Regions from separate parts of the Homo sapiens genome. Here region 2 is linked to region 1. The links are chromatin contacts, found by Hi-C or POLR2A ChIA-PET in ENCODE. All regions are on one chromosome and are shown on one strand. The core of a region is the stretch at or near the end of the contact, and the rest is flanking DNA. Distances in the headings are between cores, read along the strand shown.

What was found. A loop is a pair of places that touch in the nucleus more often than their neighbours do. ChIA-PET counts read pairs that join two places held with the same protein, here RNA polymerase II (POLR2A).
Region 2: a map with no recorded cell type shows a loop between it and region 1 (34-fold over the local background). The contact joins two enhancer-like sites. A Hi-C loop is called at or near these places in 1 of 37 single-sample maps with no recorded cell type. POLR2A ChIA-PET finds 5 or more read pairs at or near these places in 1 of 52 experiments (AG04450).

What each region holds. Positions count from the first base shown.
Region 1 is chr6:136,718,463-136,721,250 of GRCh38, forward strand. MAP3K5 (mitogen-activated protein kinase kinase kinase 5) reads right to left here. Exons shown (of 30, transcript NM_005923.4): 2 at 1,988-2,127. Among named protein-coding and RNA genes, the nearest start is that of MAP3K5-AS2, 64 kb to the right of the region's middle. Within about 2 kb of position 1,254, at least 5 of the 41 ENCODE cell types and tissues checked have a DNase peak (open chromatin) inside an H3K27ac peak, as active enhancers do.
Region 2 is chr6:142,841,514-142,844,213 of GRCh38, forward strand. All of the region lies in intron 1 of HIVEP2 (HIVEP zinc finger 2), which reads right to left. Among named protein-coding and RNA genes, the nearest start is that of HIVEP2, 100 kb to the right of the region's middle. RefSeq lists an enhancer at 1,693-1,982. Within about 2 kb of position 1,423, at least 12 of the 41 ENCODE cell types and tissues checked have a DNase peak (open chromatin) inside an H3K27ac peak, as active enhancers do.

The sequences.
Region 1 (2,788 bases), core at 4-2,503:
AAGTGCTGGGATTACCACACCCAGCCTCTCCTTTAAGAATTTGAAAATGTATGCAGATAAAGCACTTGGTACCTAGCACATAGTGAATACTCAATAAGAAGCAGATAATATGTACAAGATAAATGAGCACAGTTTAGACATCATTAGCCTTTTTAAGGAACTACTTCAATCAAATGCCAATAACACTCCTAGACAAAGGCTAGCTTAAAACAATAAGCCAGTTTATTTGTCCCGGACATATGTGTGGTAAGATTAGCTTTATCTCTTTCTCTCAAATGTAAGTTTGCTTCATTTAAAAATACTTCCCTAGGAAAGAATGGGCACAAAATTAAACCACCAGATACTAGCAGGAGCAAGAGCAAAAAAATGTAGAAAGTAAAAAATCTCCAACATAATAGGGCCTGCTTAAATAAACTTAATCTATCTAGGTGATCTAGGTGTGGCAGCTCACACCTATAATCCCAACCCTTTGGGAGGCCAAGGTGGGAGAATCGCTTGAACCCAGGAGTTCAAGACCAGCCTGGGCAACATGGCAAAACCCCATCTCTACAAAAAAGAGAAAAATTAGCTGGGTGAGGTAGCATGCATCTGTAGTCCCAGCTACTCAGGAGGCTGAGGAGGGAGGATCACTTGAACGCAGGAGGTCATGGCTGCAGTGAGCTGTGATCACGACACTGCATTCCAGCCTGGGTGAGAGAGCGAGATCCTGTCTAAATAAATAAATAAATACATACATACATAAACTTAACCCAAAGAAAAATGAAAAGAGCTAAATAAAATAATTCCTTCATCAAATGCTAATATGGGTTGCAAATAGCAGCAAATCAAAATGTCTAATTAAAAATGAGTTACAACATTTTATGATGTACTAATTAAAGGGGTAAATCTGGAGGAAAATTAAGGAGGGGCTTAAGGATTGCTCCAGGTAAAGGATTGCTCTAGGATAAAAAAACAGACTTAGGACAAGTAGGGGCAAATCTCTTAGAACTGTTTCAGAGTATTCTGGAAAGGGATATACCTGTCAATCACCAGCACAATGCCTGGCATGTAGTAGGTATGTTTGCTCAATGAAGTTCTGCAGATTTCTCAAAGAAAGCCACACATGCTTTAAATACTCAGAATGCAAAATACTACTGACTTTTTTGCATGAAATATGGGTTAGAGATACTCATATAACAATTGCTAAGTCATTAGTAATATGGTTAAGGATTCTAGAGCTCAATGTCCCAAGGTTGGCTCAGATTTGGGAACTGGAAGACAGAGCTGAGAAAAAGCCACATGAAGCTAGCTGGAAGTTTCACAAAGGAAATGGATGATGGCAAGCTCAGCATGCGATTCACTGAACTGTGGGATGCTTTTCAAAGAATCACACAGTGTAAAATCACTTGGCCTTGCAAAAAGCATTTTAGGCAAACTTCTTTGGATGGAGGAAATGCCTTTATAGCAGTAAGCTCCTATTACTGGAGAGAATGACATCGAGACAGGTTGAATTTTGTAGACAAACATAGTAAGTTTCTCCTCCTTTTCTCCCATCTTAGTTTAAATCATACCCTAGTGAAAGAGGAAGGCAACTATTTGGGTATACTCAGAATTTCTCAGAGCACTTTCAAGTAGGAAGTGTACTTTTAGTTGGGAGACTGGTGGGCACCATGAAGCTCCCAAAAGTGACAAAGCATGGAGGCTTGACCATACCTTATGCAATCTCCCTTCTCCACGTCGGCGCTAATGACTTCCTATTAACACAGTCTCCTCCGCTACAACCATGACTGAAACTCAGAACTCAGTGTGAACTTTTTTCCTACTCGTGTCATCAAATTTCTACAGTGAATTCTCGATAAACCTCCCAATTTGACAAGTAATTGATGCATACTAACCAAACATATAAAAGTCTTTCACAAATAAAAGCTACTTAAAATGTTTGGATGACAAACCGGTATCCCTGAAATGCTGATGTTAAAATGAAACATTCAGTAAACAAGGGAGGTACCTTCAGTGACTGCAGAGAGTCCGAGTTAGTATCACAGTAGAGGATGATGTTGTTGGCCATGCTGAAACTTTCTCTCACCCCAAGGTGGTAAAACAAGGACGGCTGCCGGAAGGCATCGCTCATCTCCACCACCGCAATATCTGCAAACAGAAAACAAAGTCCCCCAAAGAATGACACCCAAATAATGCCCAATCAGCACATTTTGGTTTGAATTATCTTAGTATTCAAAAGAGGAAATAAGGAAACGATAGGGATTTTCTCTCTTCATTTATCACTGAATTTTGAATTTGCAGCTCTACCTGGAAGTGGTTTTATAAAATGTAACAAACCTCCTTTTTCTGTTTTTAAGAGACAAGGTCTTGCTCTGTCACCCAGACTGGAGTACAGTGACATGATCATGGCTGACTGCAGCCTTGAACTCCTAGGCTCAAATGATCCTCCCACCTCAGTCTCCCTAGTAACTGGGACTACAGGCATGTGGCATCACGCCCAGCTAATTAAAAAATTTTTTTAGAGACAGGGTCTTCCTATGTTTCCCAGGTTGAACTCAAACTCCCGGCCTCAAATAATCCTCCTGCCTCGGCTTTCCAAAATGCTGGGATTACAGGTGTGAGCCACCATGCCTGGCCCAAACCTGCATTTTTTTTAAAGAAGAAGGAGATCATGTGATTACTGGAAACCGAGGAGAATTTGCAACGGTGGGAAGCAGGGGCTAATGCTCTCTCATAAATTTCAACATTAAAACACGTTAACTAAGGTTCCAAATAAGGAAATTAAAAAAAAAAAAACAGATTCATTAAA
Region 2 (2,700 bases), core at 173-2,672, 6.1 Mb after region 1:
TACTCTTCATTTTCTTTTTTCAAATGTTCATCGATATTTTCTTTTCTGCATGAGTATATGTGGGAAATTTTCACCCATTTTTTCAGATTATATTATTTAATTAAGTGTACTGTTTGCCCTCCATATTCAGTCATACTCAGAATATTCCCATTAGCAGTCTGATTAAAATTGAGTTGAATTATATACATATGCATCTTTTCAACATTTTGTTGTCCCATGTTTAAAAAAATTGCATATTATTATGAATCTCTACATATACGACATTTTAACATTTATATTCAATAGACATTTATATTCTGCAAGTCTCCTGATTCTCTGTCTTTCCTCATTTCCATTTCACTTGCTTGGAAATACTTCATTCTTCATGTCCAGCAATTAAATTGTGTGAATTCCTCACAAGGTTCCCTAAATCACTTCCTTTACATGCCGGAAAATGCTGATTAAATAGAAGACAAGTACTTAAAATCCTATCTTAAATAAAATATCTTCATTTCCTTGACCAAAATGAAATTAAAACTGCATGTAAACAATATCACCACCACAAAATAATATCTCATGTAACCATTCTATTCCTTAGAATATTTACATGACAAAGCCCTGAGTTCCTTTAAAACACAGCTGAATGGCTTCAGCTAGCTAGAGCCCTCCTCCTTCCCTTCCACCCACCATTGTCTCTTATTTCTGCTATCTGTGAAACAGTTCTGAGTTCAAAGATAGAGAAAAAGTGCAGAAATACAAATCACTTAAAATTATAAATAAAATATGTTAAACCTAAGTTTGACTGAAAATAGTCTAAATTTTGTTGTGCATGTTAACTAAATCCACGTGTTATCTTCCTTGATTTCACAAAGCTAGGTACTCTCAAGGAATCTTATGGTTTACATAACCGATATGGTACATGAAGAATTCTAGACTCTGTACTGAAAGGGAAGAGAAGGACAAAAAGAAAAAATGGGAAGAAAAAAAAGACCTGAACGTCTGTGTGTAGATAGGCAAATAAGAACTGAAACTGTTTGCCATCCGCACTTTGAAAGTCACACTATGTGTCAAGTTTGTCAAGTCGAGTGAAAGAAGGAGTGATGTGCTTCTCCACTTTCCTGAAGAACCACGTAGAAAATGTGGCAAATATTTAATTTAAGCCTTGTTTCCTGAAAGACTGCAAGATGCCCACAAATTTTCTTTCCCAGAGTTCAAAATAGCAAGCTGAGTGGGTGTAAGCACTTTAAGTGAAAAAAAAAAAGTAACTAAGGAAAAGGAAATCGTACTTTCTGCTTCTTAGTATAAGATTTTTTTTTAAAGGCCATTTAAAGAGATATTAGTGATTAGGATCTGGTGGTTGTCTTGAATCAGAATACAAATACAGTCCTGGTGACCTCAGACAGAGCCCCCTGGCCACATTTAAACATGATTCATTCTGTGTAAAGATGAAACTGACAACATCGTAGTTACAGTAAGAGCAAGCTGTTGTCTGCTACGATCAGATACCTAAATCACAACAGGAAAACACTTGCACGAAGGGAAAGCTGAATGTCTATAGGGCCTCTACCCTTTCCCAAGAGAGGGACCTTCCTCAGCAGTGCTTTATAATATTTTCACATGTAGATGAGTCACCAGGGGAGCTTGTTAAAAATATGGGTTCTGATTCCGAAAGTCTACGTGGAACCCCAAAGTTCCCAGGTGATAAGTTCGCTGGTCTACACTTTGAGAAGCAAGACTGTAGTCTGTAACAATAGTTTCCTAATAGCCAGACACCAGAAATCACAATCAACCAATTAAGAACACTTACTAGTTACCTGTGCCAGTTGTTATAATAAAGTACATAACAGGTGACTGAGCTAATACAGAAAAAAAGTATGTTTTAAAAAAATAAAAGCTAAATGTGTGAAAAAGACTCTAAGGATAATAGGAGTTGAGAACAGGAAGAGTTCTGTGGGGACTAGAGTGGTCGCAAATGGCTTCATAGAGCAAGCTGGACGTGTGCAGCCCCAAGTTAAGGGAAGGGGTGGATGTAGAGAAAGAAAGAGCAGGCCACCACTAAGGGCAATTCTAGAAGGGAGAGCCTAGAGTTCCCACAAGAGAAAGCTACGGTGAGCCTGCTTTGTGGTTATAGATATTATCATTGGAAGCTTTTAATCAGAATTCACTTTGAACCAGGTGAAAGGAAACTCTGGCCTTGTTTAAAATTTGTCGGTTTGGAAATTATAATTCTATTCCAGGACAGGAAAGAATGGGTAGTTTTGCCTTAGTCTTATGCAAATTTTCTCCATTGGCAGCAGCAATAGTGTTATGAATGACATTTTAGGTTTGAGCCTGGGAGCACAAAATTACCATTTTTGTACATATATTTATGCATATGTATGCCTTTGGTTAACATATGTCTTTAATGATTAAGACTTTCAGAGCATTAGAATCATAACTTTTCACTACAATAGATTTAATAATCTTCTGTTACTTCGAGTACTTGAATTTTACTTTTATTATAAAAAGAATTTTTTTCTCCTGTAACATACTTTCGGATGGCACATACCCACACAACACCCTCAACTCCAGCAATATTCTTCCATTCTTCTCTTTCCTCCCACACTGGCTGACAATGGGAAGAAAACATATCCAGAAACAGAATGAAATTATTAATGAATTATACCTTATGTGTTTTTTTTAATCTTAAAAGAGTTTTTCCTACCAACCCACAATACGTTG